3 separate regions of the Homo sapiens genome follow, and all the other regions are linked to region 1. Evidence: read pairs that join two places in POLR2A ChIA-PET (ENCODE). Cell type or tissue: PC-9. All regions are shown on one strand.

Region 1 (5,000 bases):
TCTCACTCTATTGCCCACGCTGGATTGCAGTGGTGTGATCTTGGTTCATTGCAACCTCCACCCCCTGGACTCAAGCGATCCTCCCACCTTGGCCTCCCAAAATGCAAGGATTACAGGCGTGAGATACCATGCTGGGTCTAATTTTCTTAATAACACTTTCTTTTCTCTAGCTTACTTCATTATAAGAATACAGTATAGGCTGGGCACAGTGGCTCACGCCTGTAATCCCAGCACTTCGGGAAGCCAAGATGCATGGATCACTTGAGGTTGGGAGTTTGAGACCAGCCTGGCCAAGATAGTGAAACCCCGTCTCTACCAAAAATACAAAAATTTGCCGGGCATGGTAGCGGGCACCTATAATCTGAGCTACTGGGGAGGCTGAGGCAGGAGAAACACTTGAACCCGGGAGTTGGAGGTTGTGGTGAGCCAAGATCGCACCACTGTACTACAGCCTGGGCAAAAGAGGGAGACTCAGTCTCAAAAAAAGAAAAAAAAAAAAGAATACAGTATACATACATGTAACATACAAAATATGGGTTAACTCACAGATAATGTTATCAGTAAGGCCTCTGCTCAATAGTAGGCTGTCGTTAAGCTTTGGGGGAGTCAAGAGCTACACTCGAATTTCTGACCATGTGGGGGTTCGGCGCCCCACCCCTGCGTTGTTCAAGGGTCACTTGTATTGCCATCGCCAGCAGCAAAGGAAGGCAGCTGCTGTCACTCCCCTACTCAGCAGTGAGTCACTCTCCAACACAGTACGACTGGAGAACAAAACAGGGAAAATTGTTAAGAGGTGGTAGGACCACCCTAGGTTACGGGTGACCTTATGACTGGCCTGAAGAACCAAGCAGGAAGCAAAAAAACTAAAATAAAAAACAGGCACAGGGTGACAACAGTCACAAAAGAAACACACAGAAGAGGAGCTTCCTCTTAGCCCAGCGATGACCAGCTAGAAAATAAAATGGGGGAAAATATCCCACTCTCGGTAGTGGCCACAGAGCACCGGATTCCTAGACACTGAATGAGTCATCTGCAGGAGAAATGAGATCTCTGTGGAAGGGCCTGGATGCAGACGTGGGGGTGGAGGAACAGACTGCTGTTTCTCGAGCCGGTGGTCTTGATGTAATCCTCCCTGACCAGTTAATACATTCAGTGCAATTACCATGAAAATCCCCCAAATATTGAGCCATTGATAAAAATTGCTAGGAAATTAAGGTAAATTCCAGATGCATCAAAGGTTTGTGTGTTTAGAACCATAAGGCACTGGAGGAAACCTACACAGGCATGCTCTCTGGTTTCACCTCCTCGCTGCCTCCTAAGGGCAGCTTTCGCCGCTGCCTCTCCTGCAAAGGACCCTGCCATCTGCCTCCCTCCACCACCAATCATGTCAAGGTGCCCAGTGGTGCCTGGGGCCCGTTTCCTTCTCTGTCCTCCCTGGCCGTCCTCTCTGGCCTCTCACAAGGAGCCTGGGCCTGTTTCTACCCACTCTCACCGGTCACCCCTCCAAGCAAGGATTTGACATAGGCCAGGCCCTGCTGCCGCCAGAAACACCTCTCTTGGCCATACCTCTTTCTGAACCCTTGATTTGCATAGACTCCTGTCTACGTACCATCACCCCTCAGAATCCAAGGGGAACGCTGAACCCCATGTGGCTGCTGAGGACGGGGCTGCCAGGTGCAGCAAATGACAGGAGGCCCTGCGAAATCTGCATCTCAGAGAAACGGTGGTTTTTGAGGCATGTTCCCGATACTGTATGAGACAGGCTTATGCTTCTTGTTTATCTGAAATTCCAGTTTGCCTGGGGCTCCCATGTTTCCTGGCAGCCCTGGCTGTGGCCTGGGGTGTCATCTCCCCTCCCCTGCACTCTCCTCTCTACTCCCCTGCCCTCCCCTCCCCTCCTCTCTTCTCCCCTGCCCTCCCCTCCTCTCCTCTCCCCTGCTCTCCCCTCCCCTCCTCTCCTCTCTTCTCCCCTGCCCTGCCCTCCCTACTCCCCCAGGAGCTCTGCCAGGTGCTGTTCTTCATTCCTCAGCGCTGCCTCACTTCCTGCATCCAGGCCCAGGGACTGGAGTCCATCACTTTCGCCTCCAGGACTCCCTGGAACCCTCCCACTCCTATCCTTGCCTGGCCTCCTGCCCATGCTGGGGGCCACAGCTGAGGGCTCCTTTAAACCACACCTTCTGTCCTGTCACCCCCTTTAATGTCCTTCAAGGTTTTCCCACTGCCCTAGGAATGAGATCTGAATGCTTAGAGAATGGGTCTTTCCTCCAGCACCAGCTTCGGCTCAAAGCCCTCTTCCCCACCATGCTTCAGTCAAAAAGGCTTCCAGGAACTTCCAAAGCAGGGCCTTTGCACAACCGTCCTTGCCCTCTGCCCTCTGGACTGTGCTGCCGCTGCTCCTCAGGGCTGTGCTCCGTGGTCTCCTGTTTATTTCCTGCTGCATTTAAGTAGCACCACATGTCTACATGGTTGACATGCAGCAGGGCTGCCCCACCCTGGCACTATGGACATTTGGTGTGGGATCATCCTCTGGGGGAGCTGCCCTGGGTTGTGTAGGACACCCTACTGTAGCAGGCTGCTCTGCACCCCTGTCCTTTGCCCCCTCCGAGTCCTGACCCTGGGTGTCCCACGTGTGTGAGAGTCCTGACCCTGTGTGTCCCGTGTGTGAGGTGGCAGATGGGTGTTTCCAGGAGAAACGGTGCAGCGCTTTCCCGGCATTCCCTCATCCATCCACCTCCCCCGCTTCCCTCTCACAACTGTCTCCTCCAGAGGCAAGAAAATCCCTGCAGAGAGAGCCACCCCGGGTGTCAGTCACCAAGTGTCCATTGAAGAGGCAATGCTTTCTAGGCTTCTTCCCCTCCCGGCCTGGGGCCAGGGTACCTGACAGCGGCAGGCCTTACGAAGCAAACACGCGCATGGTTGGGCAAATCACTGACTTTTCTCCTCCCAGGTGGTGTCAGACTCAAGACAGTCCTTCCTGAGACTCGTGTGGGGATACGTGGTCCGGGAGAACAGGGGGCAGGGCTTCCTGGGCAAGCTGTACCCCACCCCCTGGAGTGAGCTGGCCCAGGCCACGGGCCAGGTCACTCTGCCTCCCCTCCTGCCCCCGTGGTTTCCCAGAACTCTCAGCTAATTCAGGAGCTGCTTCCCCGGAGCCAAGGCCTGGGGGCCTGAACATGGCATGTGTGGGGGTGACACTAACGTACCCTGAGGGTCTGCTGGGGGCACAGAGGAAGACCCCCTGTCCCTGGGGTGGTGGGTGGGGTGGGGGTTCTGGGAGGCTGGGCAGTTGTCCCCGTGAGGGGTGGAGGTGGTGCTGACCCTGGCGGAGGGCACAGTGGACAGCCGGGGCCTGGGGTTTTGGGATTCTGGTTCTCGGTCCCAGAGAATCCACCATGTGACTGCACATGGGAGGGAGTGAAGCACTCTCGGAGCACGGGGAGGAGTCACCGAGAGAGCTGAGAACGTAGAGTCGGGGGGCCTGTGACTCAGGCCCATAGCCCTGCACTCCTGCCACATCTGGCTAGTGTGTCCCCCTGGACCCTGCTCCAACAAAGCCACCCAGAAGCCGTGATTTAAAAGATGGTTAAAGTGATGCCTTTCGGATGCCCCAGAAATTACTGAAATAAACCATCTTAGGAAAAAAATATTTTTCCTGAACAGAATAACATCATTCGGTGAAGTGAGTACGATTTTGTTTGGGCTGGGAGCCCTCCTATGGTGGCCGTGTTGACGCATCCTCCTCACTAAGGAGAAACAGGTCCTCCAGGAACATCACCCAGCTGAGAGTCCTCCTGTTCTGGAGCAGAGAGGACTGGGGACAAGGACATCCCTCCAGGGCTTCATATGTCTGCTGTGGGATGTGTCAGAGGTAGGCAGGGGGTATGGCAGGCTGGGAACTGAACAGTGCCCTGGCAGCACCGTCTCTGCCTCTTCATTTGCCACCAAGAAACTGGTGGGCTGGGGCAGTGGGCACATGGTCCAGCAAGTGCTGGAGCCACCAGGGCCACTGTAGCCCGGGCTCCCCTGTCCCCTTCCCAGCTCCCACTGTCTTCCTGGCTGCAGCACCTCTTCTTTCAGGAGGCCTCCCTGGGTCCCCAGTGGAGGAGGAGGCTCTTGGGCAGGATTCCCACAGTCCCCCAGGTACGCCATTCTCGGAGCCCCCTGAGCCTGCCGTCCCTGCAAGGGACAGACACCCATCTCAAACGTTATGGGTCACATGATGGAAATGTGTACCCCATGAGCTCGATCTAGGGGCTCAAAAGGCTTCAGGAGTGCTCTATGTCATGGACAGGTACTCCCCCATGGCTCACAGGGTAGACTGTGGCAGCCCCACTCAGATCCAGCCTGGAGGAAAGACGCAGCTTTTCCCCGTGGTTCCAGCAGAACACTGACTGTCCAGCCTGCGGCCAGTCTCCTCCCTGGGACCATCTGGATGGCCAGGCCTGGCTCAGAGACCACTGAGGGCCAGCCCACCATACCACAAAGACCGTCAGGAAAGAGGGGTTCTAGGCCTGAGTTGGGGGTGGGGGCACTGGCAGGGGCACTGGCAGGCAAGCCCGAGGGGCTTCACTCTCTGGGCTCAGCATTTCCGCTGGAATTCACACTACACATGGCACCTGCATCACACAGTCAGCCAGACGCCAGTTGTAACTGATTAGAAGCTATGAAATGGGCGCATTCTGGGGAAAAAAATCAGGACAGACTTTTCCAACTAGCCTTAACTAAAGATTCCACCTAAAACATTTCCCGGAGCTGAATCTACCATTTGCACTGTGGATATAAATGTTTCTCAACAGCCCTGGCCTCGGACTGGTAATAAGCACGCTGACAGGCATGCGCCTGTGGAAGGAAGACAAAAATCCAGAAATTTCTTCCTGCAGCTAGACACACAGAGAGGGTAAACAAACACACTGAGTTGATTAACAAATAAGAATCCTTCAGATTTGGACTTTGGCATGAGAACTGTGTCCAGATTTAAAACCGCATGGCAATCTGAAGCA
Region 2 (5,000 bases), 150 kb after region 1:
CGGATCCAGTCCTGGTCCAGGTTTTCAGCAGGCAGTCTATAGTGGCTATGCCAAAACATTGCTCAATAATAATTAACTTACAGCTACTTTAATAGAGGTTCCGATTTTACCAGGAGCATGGGTGTCAGTGGATACAGACTTACTAAAGGGCAGACGCGCCTTTGCATTCCTGTGGAACACCAATGTGCTGAGACAACTGTGCTAATCAAGGCTTGGGAGCTTTGTGATGTGGATAAGTATTGAAAAAAAGATGACTTCATCTCGGGAGAAAGAAACAACCAACGTGCCTATGCATATAAATCATCTCTCTACAGCAACAAAGAAACATCCCCCATTGATTTGATTTTAAGTAAGCATCTCATCGGTTAAATATTGACTATCAGACCACGGGGATAATGAAGAAGAAATCAGAATGCGGGGATGAGAAAGTAAAGGGCTTGGACCAGAAACTGTGCCATGCAAACTCCATCATTCTGGTTACTGACCCTCAGGCTTCCACGACTACCCACTGACATGCGCTCGTCTTCATCAGAAGCCTATTAAAAGAAAGGACGAGAACAACCGTGAAGGAATCATACAACATACATGAAGAACCAGTGCCCAAGTTTCAGGGGGATGCTGGGAACTGACCCCAACCCACAGCAGTGAGGGGGCCAGCCACCCCTGGACATCTCAGGGGACACCAGTCTAGGTCCTCCACAGCATGGGCTTTGTGGATCTCTGTCTGCTTATGGGCAATATGGATTTAAAGTAATTTCAGGGCCAGGTGTGGTGTCATGCCTGTAATCCCAGCATTTTGGGAGGCCGAGGCAGGCAGATCACTTGAGGTCAGGAGTTTGAGACCAGCCTGGCCAACAAGGCGAAACACTCTGTCTCTACAAAAAATACAAAAATTAGCCGGGTGTCATGGCACGTGCCTGTAATCCCAGGTACTCAGGAGGCTGAGGCATGAGAATCACTTGGACCCACGAGGCAGACATTGCAGTGAGCCAAGACTGCACCACTACACTCCAGCCTGGGCAATAGAGCAAGACACCATCTCAAAAAAAAAGTAATTTCAGGGCCAGGCACGGTGGCTCATGCCTGTAATCCCAGCACTTTGGGAGGCCGAGGTGGGCAGATCACTTGAGCCCAGGAGTTCGAGACCGGATTGGGCAACATAGGGAAACTCCGTCTCTACCAAAAATACAAAAATTAGTCAGGTGTGGCGGCAGGCGCCTGTAGTCCCAGCTACTTGGGAGGCTGAGACACGAGAATTGTTGAACCTGGGAGGTGGAGGTTGCAGTGAGCCAAAACCGCACCACTGCATTCTAGCCTGGGTGACAAAGCGAGACTCTGTCTCAAAAAAAAAAAAAAAAAAAAAAAAAGTAATTTCATCCAAGTAGTATTCTTTATCTCACGGGTAATATAAATACACAGCATTGGTGTATATTACTATGCAGATTATTTATGGGTATTCAATGGCACAAAAAGCACTACAGCTGTCATGAATATATTAATACTGAAAAATTTCTCAAACACACTCTCCTTATCAAATTTAGGTCAAAATGCTAAAAGCTAAGTTCATAGTCTTTATTTAGGTAATAATATCAGTATTCTATCATTAATAGTATTAGTTAATTTCTTTAAGAGATGATATCATCATTAAGAGATTGAATATATTATATATACTTCAGCCACTGCAAGCATAAATTAGAATTCAATCAAATTGCCCAAGTAATGAATGAACACGGTACTAACCGATGTGTTTCTTCTGGATCTACGAGAGTAGCGCTCACTGTCTTCCTAACAATGAAGAAACAGCATGAAAAGGTTAGAGACAGATGGACACAGGAAAAGTGCTTTAAAAAAGCTTAGGTAGTCCCACTGCACCATAATACAGCAGTTCTGATCTAAATGTCACATAAATATTTTCTTTGCCTTCATTTAAAGGCTTTAATTAAACCAGTGGGTAAAAATGTTTTTTTCTGGGGTGGGAGGTTCTTAAGCACAAAAATAATTTGCATACTTCATTTTTGTTGTAAAAACAGTGTTTGGGGCAGAAGCTGGGTCTTAATTTTTTTCTAACCTCTATCATCTGATCCATTTAAATCAATCTACTTTTCCCCTTACTTTCAGAACCTCACTCTCTTCGGGAATCAGAAGATAAATCATTTCCACACAATATCCGAAAAGGATGTCACTCTTTCTACTATGTATTGTGGATTCTAAGACACACACGGTTTTTCACACTTGGACATCTCTGAAGCTGGGGATGTATCTTATAATCCAAGTTGCTCAGTTATAATTAGCATTTTTTCTTTCTCAGTGGTATATAAAACAATGATACAACTTCAAAGAATGTGTAAAGATTTTTTAAATATTTCTTTTCTTTTTTTCTCTTTCTTATATCACCATGCCTGTGGACAGAAATGTCTTAAGATTTAACAAAAATACATTTATGTCATGTAAGCCTAAAATGATGGTTTGCCTAGGCTGAATGTAATCATATTTTCAATACAGTAAGTGTGTGCTCTGTATATCTGAAGAGCGAACCTCTTTTATACCCAGTACGTAAGATGTTAGGAAATAATTTTGGATTTTCCTCAGATCATTTTATGTATAAGGAACATTTAATAGGACATTTCCATCCTGGCCAGGTTCTCAAATGCTAAAAGCATGTGATGAAGTCCACGAGGCCAGGCAATAAAGCAAAAGGGACAGGAAGAGGTAGAAGGACTCGGGTAGAGGAACTAACGAGAAGGGCCAGGCCACTCTCTCTCGGGACCAGTGGAAAGCACACAGATTGTGCCCCTTCCGCAGCCTCCCTATGTGGGTGCCGCTGCTTCCTGAGAAAGCCAGAAGGACAGGAGTATCATCAGGGGCAGGCTAGCTCTCCATCCACAGGAAGGCAGAGGGGCTGTTCTAGGAAGCAGGTGGAGAAGGTAAAGGAGTTTTCTTACCAAAGACCAGTGGTTTCGGCAGGCACAGCGGACAAGATGAAGAGAGAACCCAACAGCAAATGCAGATAAAGTCTAAATGAGGGCGATGGGGCAGCTGGTCGTAATCATGAGTGAAGGAAATGGAGCATAATGTACCTCTCAGGTTCCAACCACAGCCTGGTGAGCTGCGAAGCCAATGGGAATGTTCTCTGGAAAGTTCTCAAGCCAGGGGCGCATGCCCAGCCCGAGTCCTGGTGGAGAGCCCTGTGCTCGAGGAGATCAGGGCGGCTGTGGTAGTGGAGACCTCCCCAAACTGCTGGCCAGGAGACATCAGCAGTCAGTGGCTACCAAACAGGCAAGACCAGGACTGTTTCTAAGCAGGCTGCGTTTGGGGATGTAAACAGAGACCAGATGCAGAAATCCCCGGAAGAAAATCTCTCAGTATTAAATTATGGTGCAATAGGAATCTATCTACATAGTTAAACTGCGTAAGAATTACATTATAAACCATTTAAGTCTCAACACTGTATTCAAGTGGGGAGGGAAGAGTAAAAACAAAATTATATTCAAGGCCTACCATCCACTGCTCGATGTCACCCCATTTTGTATCCAGCCCATAATATTTCTATAGACAGAAGGGAAAGAAAATTAGGCAAGAAGTGAAATTTCTTAAAAAGGCAGTTGTCTAAGGCACTGTTCTGACATGCATTTCCAAACCGCCATCCAGCCGTGTGGTGAAGGTAACACGCCAAGGCAAAGCAGTCGGCACCAGGCCTGGCTTCTCCACAGGGACCGCCACCCGTGCAGTCATGCAGGCTGTGAGCTGTGAAGAGAGATCCTCCCAGCCCACCCCATCCCGGCAAAGCAAGAGAGCCCAGGACGAAGCTTCCCCAGGTGAAGGGCCTCGGGGGAGAGCAGGACAGTAAAGCCGGCCCAGCAGCCTTCACGCCCCCTCCAACAGGCTGCTCATGCCTTCAAAGCAAACGCGATGAAGGAATAAAACACCATCGAAGAGAAGCAGAAGCTCAGAGCCATTCCGGTGTTGGGACCTCAGGGAAACTGAGAGGAGAAGGGGAGAAACTGCGTGCTGACGCTTGTTCTAGCTGCCTGATGTCTATGCTGAGTCTAGGCCTGTGAGAATTCATAGACTTTGCTGTCTTTGTAGCAGGGATGGAGAGATGACTGCCACCTACAGAAGAGGTCTTTGTACAGAAGAAAAATATGCAGACCCACAAGTTATGTATGTCTGGAGGTGACATTAGCTCAGGGGTGTCCAATCTTTTGGCTTCCTTGGACCACACTGGAAGAAGTGTCTTGGGCCACACATAAACTACACTAACGATAGCTGATAAGCTAAAAAAAAAAAATTGCAAAAAAAATTTCATAATGTTTTAAAAGAGTTTACGATTTGTGTTCAGCTGCATTCATAGCCATTCTGGGCTGCATGTGGCCCGCAGGTTGGACAAGCTTGCTTTAGCTTATACTTCCATGTTTTTATCCTGTTCAGTGGTCCAAGTTAAAATGAGAAAAGCAGATTCAGAACGGCTACTGCTGCCACTCAATCAGGGAATCCCAAAGGTAGGTGGGAAGCCAGGTCATGGGCCCAAATAATGGGGTTTTGCTTCTCTCCTTTTTATTTAATTTCCAGTAAGAAAATCAAGAAACAACTAAGCAAACTTCCGTATCATTATAACACAGATGTGAGTTTTCTCTTCATACATTAAAATCTTATAATCAAGAGAAAAAATCAGGTGCTAGAAATACAAGACCATTTTTGAAATTGTTTTACAATAACCAAAAACATGCTGTTGCTATGTTTGGTTTTGTTTCATTTCGAAGGGCGGCCAGATTTAAAAATAAGCAGTTTTCAGACGGTCTTATCTCTTTCTCTTAGAGGTGACAGTAAGTAGAAAATTGGAAGAGCAGAAATTAGGAGGGAGAATTTAACAATACTTTTAAAAATTCAATAATACAAAAAGGACATGAGTACAAAAAGGACAAAAAAGACAAAAAGGACATGAGCCATATCTTTTTCTGTAGGTTATTCCCTTGGAATATAAATTCAGAAAGGAAATAAAA
Region 3 (5,000 bases), 260 kb before region 1:
CTCTAGGGAAAGACCAAGAACACAAAGCCTGGCTGTCCTTTCTGGGCCACTTCTCAGGGCTGTGTGTGCAGGGAGCGACTGAGGGACTAGGACTGACTTGCTGTCTGCTGAGCAACGGCGTGTTCCCCAGACTCAACGGTCCTCAGAGGAGATACAGACCTATGCGGCACAGCTGCCATCGGGACCCAACTCGCACCACCTGGGACTCGGGGGCAAGGGAACGCCTCAAAGCATGATGTGTGCTCCCTGCCGTGCTGAAGGAAGGTCCTCCGTCTTGGACCCAGGAGTCTGGTGTCTTTGTCCACGTTCAAGACATAGCGAGAGGCTGGCGTCGCTGCTTCAAGCAGGGCAGAGTCAGACTCCAGACCAGACGCGGCCAGAAAAGCCAGACACAAGTGGTGTCACCGACAGAGGTGGGCTGAGCCCTGCCTGGAGTGGGCCCCTCAACAGCAAGGCCACCCCAATGCCCCCGCACTGTCCCCTGCCCAGCCAGGACCAAGCCGGGAGTGGGATGGTGCCTCTCGCCTCCTCTCTGCCCCTGCCTGGGAGCCCTCAGCCCCCTCCCTGAGATGGAACCTGCTGTCAGTGGAGAGGGGCCACCCCTGGCAGAGTGAGGGGCTTGGCAGGATGGCAGCCGCCCTCTTATGCTGGGGAAGACAAAAGAGGTGGAAGTTAGTCTGGGGCTCAGGGGACTACCGGACTCTGGCCCCAGCACAGCATCTGTGGCCTGGGGGACCTTACTCGAGGTCCCTGTGGCCCAGCCCTGCTCCACTCCTCACCAACGAGAAGCCCGGGACGCCACCCCCTGAGCCTCCATTTCTTCACCTGTAAATCAGAGTTCTTGGAAATTTGAGGGACTATGGAGAGCACCTGGCATGGGCCTGCAAGACAGTGGCATTCAGACCTTGACGCTGCTGCCACCCTCGGTATTAGGATGGTCTCTGAGTTTAACAGGGATGAGAAGTCTGGCTGTGGCGTTTCTCCGGCAACGGGAGTAACCACACCCCTGGCTCCCATAGGAAGGCCCTGGACACGATGGAGCCTCAGGGATCTGGAGGCGCAGATGTCAGGGTCCTGTCCGTTGGGGTCTTAACATTTAGACATGTGCTGCCCCGAATCCCAGCATTGGACAGTTGCCCTGAGGCTGGTGGTCATGTGGCCCCACGGCCCCGACCGCTGTCGCTGTCCCTGGTTTTTGGTGAGATTTGAGCACCGCGGAGGCTGCATGCATTATACATGGAGAGCATCGTGGTGAGCCAGGTCACAGGCCTGTAATGCCACCCGGTCAGAGAGAATCACGGCCCACGGATGGGTGCCGGACACCCGTTGCCATGGCTGAGATTCCATTACTGGCTGTGTGGGTGCCACCCTTCCCAGCGGGAGGAGAGTGCCCAGGAAGCCTCTCACCTTCTCTGGGCCTCAGTTTCCTCATATATAAAATAAAGATGTCTTAGTACCTTTCTGGACCAAAGGGGAGGGAGTACACCTGTCCGGAGGGCCCACCAGGGCAGGCGCCTCATTGGGTGCTCGAGGAGCTTCTCCTCTACCCAAAAAACAAGGCTCTGGGCCGGGTACGGTGGATCATGCCTGTAGTCCCAGCACTTTGGGAGGCAGAGGCGGGAGGATCACTAGAACCCAGGAGCTCAAGACCAGCCTGGCCAACATGGCCAAACCCCGTCTCTACAAAAAATACAAAAATTAGCTGGGTGTGGTGGCGCACACCTGTAGTCCCAGCTACTTGGGAGGCTGGGGTGGGAGGATCACTTGAGCCTGGAAGGCTGAGGCTGCAGTGAGCTGAGACTGTGCCACTGCACTCCAGCCTGGGTGACAGAGACCCTGTGGTGAGAAAACTGGGGTTTAGAGATGCTCAGAACTTGCCAGTGCCCCATGCCCAGGAAGGGCAGCACCAGTGCTGGCGGGTGGGGGTGAGTGGGACAGCCCTGGACACCATGGGAGATGCCAGAGGCTCTGCTCCCCGAGCATGGAGGGTTCTATTCACCATTCCTGCCCAGACAGGGCACTCAGAGCCCCACAGCCAGGATCCCAGCTCCTTGGCTAGCAGAGGGGAGGGGGCCTGCCTCGAGGGCAGCCCCTGGCCTTCAAGACCGCATCCCTCATTGCGTGGAGAGGGGCCCCAAGGCCCAGGGAGGGTCAGGGCTGGCCTTCCCTAGCACCCTGAGCAGAGCCCGAGCTGGGCGGGCCCCACAGACCCAACACAAAGGAGGTACCGAGGGGGCACCTCCCACAGGGCAGGTCTCAGCACTCCTGTCCAGCATTGCTCCCCAAGCTGCTGCTGCTCTTGGAATGCACGAGTCCCCTGGGGGCAGATACAGGCTGTGCTGTCATGGGGAAGATGATGGATTTCACCACCTCTTCTGAGGCCAGCTCGGAGGCGGCCAGTGTGAGCAGCCCCTGCGGACTGCATTCCCATCAATATTGCAGCAGGCACACGGCCTCCCCCAGCCCACAGCTGACAGCCTGCCCTCCCTCAGAGGCCTGAAGAGGGGACAGCTCCAGTGGTGAGAGACGAGCACCCCCTGCCGTCACCAGACCCTCCCAGAGGGAGAAGACGGAGACAGGCTCCAGTCCCTACCCCGAGCTCCCAAACCGGCTCCTGAAGCTGCAGACTGAGGAGCCGGGAAGGCCCCGGGGTTGGGTTTTCATGCGCCGGGCAGGGGGCGCCCAGGCGCGGGCAGGAGGGGACTCTGGATGGGAAGGACGTGGCGAGCCTAACACGACCCGTCCTCCACTACCACGGGGTCTGGGGACAGAAGGCAGAGGCGCTGCTTGGACAGAAAGCCCAGGCATGGGACCCCAGAATGGCTGGGGCGGGAACAGTGTCAGGGACTCCCAGGAGGTCGGGCGGGGCTGTTCCCTTGTGCCAGGGGCTTGTGGAGGCTGGGACACCTGCAGAGCTGCTGCTGTCCCCACCTGCTAATCTCGGCTGCCATCCAGGGAGGAAGTGCAGGGAGGGGCCCAAAAAAGGCCAAGGCTGACCTAGCGGCCTTGAAGGAGCTGTGGGGAGACCCAGGCAGCCGGCACTCCTGGGCTGTGGGCCATGGAGCACCATCTTCTGTGGCAGAAGCCAGCAGAGCGCCACCACCTTCTCAGCCAAGCCAGAAAGACAGCCTTCTGCTGAACCAGGACCCGCTGGACGCCTAGCAAGCACACCATTTAGTAAATACGTGACTTCCAACAGTGACTGAATTCTAGTTCCTGAAACTGCTGCACCAGGGAAAAACCAGGGCAGAGCCGTGCTCCCCGGAGGCCACCTGAGCCACCTGTGCAGCACGGCAGGACTGGTGTGGGTTTCCGTCAGTGCCAACAGAGGCCCCAGTGGTGGCAGTGTGACAAGTGTCCAGCAGGCCCCAGGGGCTGGGGTGGGGGGGACTGTGGCTCTGCCCCAGTTGGTCCCAGATGCTCTGAGGGGACACATCAGAGAAGAGGAGGCACAGCAACCCCTTGGGGAGACAAAGGGTTTGGGGGGTGGAGGGCGATGACACCTTCCAGTCCTCAGTCCCCTCACCCGAAAAGAAGGGCCAGGTGATTTCAGAACACCTTCCTGAAGGGATGACCAGTAAAAGAGGTGTGGCAGAAACCGAGCTAGGTTAGAGGGATTTGTCACAGTAACTGCCCCAGGCCTCCCCTCCTCCAGCTCCCCTCCTCCATCCACCTCCTCCATCCACCTCCTCCATCCATTCCTCCTTCATCCACCTCCTCCATCCACCTCCTCCATCTCCCCTCCTCCACCCACCTCCTCCATCCACCTCCTCCATCCACCTCCTCCATCCATTCCTCCTTCATCTAACCTCCTCTCCTCCACCTCCCCTCCTCCATCTACCCTCCTCCATCCACCTCCTCCATCCACCTCCTGCATCCAACTCCTTCATCCACGTCCTTCATCCACCTCCTCCATTCACCCTCCTCCATCCACCTCCTCCATCCAACTCCTTCATCCATTTCTCCTCCATCCACCTCCTCCGTCCAACTCTTTCATCCATTTCTCCTCCATCCATCCTCTTCCATCCACCCTCTTCCTTCCACCCTCCTCCATCCACCCTCCTCCATCCATTCCTCCTCCATCCACCCTCCTCCATCTCCCCTCCTCCATCCATTCCTCCTCCATCCAAGGCCTTCATCCACTTCTCCTCCATCCATCCTCTTCCATCCACTCTCCTCCATTCACCCTCTTCCATCCATCCTCTTCCATTCATTCCTCCTCCATTCACCCTCCTCCATCCACCCTCCTCCATCAATCCTCTTCCATCCACTCCTCCTCCATTAACCCTCCTCCATCCACCCTCCTCCATCAATCCTCTTCCATCCATTCCTCCTCCATTAACCCTCCTCCATCCACCTCCTCCGTCCAACTCTTTCATCCATTTCTCCTCCATCCGTCCTCTTCCATCCACCCTCTTCCTTCCACCCTCCTCCATCCATTCCTCCTCCATCCATTCCTCCTCCATCCACCCTCCTCCATCTCCCCTCCTCCATCCACCCTCCTCCATCCATCCTCCTGCAACCACCCTCCTCCATCCATTCCTCCTCCATCCATTCCTCCTCTATCCACCCTCCTCCATCTCTCCTCCTCCATCCACCCTCCTCCAACCACTCTCCTCCATCCATTCCTCCTCCATCCACCCTCCTCCATCCACCCTCTTCCATCCACCCTTCTCCATCCACCTCCTCCATTCACTCTCCTCCATCCACCTCTTCCATCCATTCCTCCTCCATCCACCCTTCTCCATCCACCCTCCTCCATCTCCCACCATCCACTCTTTTCCATCCACCTCCTCCATTCACTCTCCTCCATCCACCTCTTCCATCCATTCCTCCTCCATCCACCCTCCTCCGTCCACCCTCTTCCATCCACCCTTCTCCATCCACCTCCTCCATCCATTCCTCCTCCATCCATTCCTCCTCCATCCACCTTCTCCACCCACCCTCCTCCATCTACCCTCCTCCATCCATTCCTCCTCCATCCACCCTCCACCATCCAT

Evidence for each region. ChIA-PET counts read pairs that join two places held together with the same protein. Peaks named below come from ENCODE experiments on the same cell type or tissue, not always from the same donor. Only the 100,000 strongest peaks of a DNase experiment are listed, where the experiment ranks them.
Region 2: POLR2A ChIA-PET joins it to region 1 with 28 read pairs; 2 of 35 experiments call an interaction of 5 or more read pairs at or near these places.
Region 3: POLR2A ChIA-PET joins it to region 1 with 31 read pairs; 2 of 35 experiments call an interaction of 5 or more read pairs at or near these places.

The regions. Positions count from the first base shown.
Region 1 is chr2:237,862,226-237,867,225 of GRCh38, reverse strand. All of the region lies in intron 1 of RAMP1 (receptor activity modifying protein 1), which reads right to left. Among named protein-coding and RNA genes, the nearest start is that of RAMP1, 5.1 kb to the right of the region's middle. In PC-9, no CTCF peak of the experiment used is centred here; DNase peaks (open chromatin) are centred at 785, 1,725 and 2,055; H3K4me3 peaks cover 1,293 bases; H3K27ac peaks cover 4,118 bases.
Region 2 is chr2:237,716,308-237,721,307 of GRCh38, reverse strand. It overlaps LRRFIP1 (LRR binding FLII interacting protein 1), which reads right to left. Exons shown (of 24, transcript NM_001137550.2): 4 at 3,499-3,546; 5 at 1,741-1,785; 6 at 486-536. Among named protein-coding and RNA genes, the nearest start is that of RBM44, 80 kb to the left of the region's middle. RefSeq lists an enhancer at 3,256-3,772. In PC-9, no CTCF peak of the experiment used is centred here; no DNase peak of the experiment used is centred here; H3K27ac peaks cover 542 bases.
Region 3 is chr2:238,118,263-238,123,262 of GRCh38, reverse strand. All of the region lies in intron 5 of ESPNL (espin like), which reads right to left. Among named protein-coding and RNA genes, the nearest start is that of KLHL30, 18 kb to the left of the region's middle. In PC-9, no CTCF peak of the experiment used is centred here; a DNase peak (open chromatin) is centred at 2,322; H3K27me3 peaks cover 4,428 bases.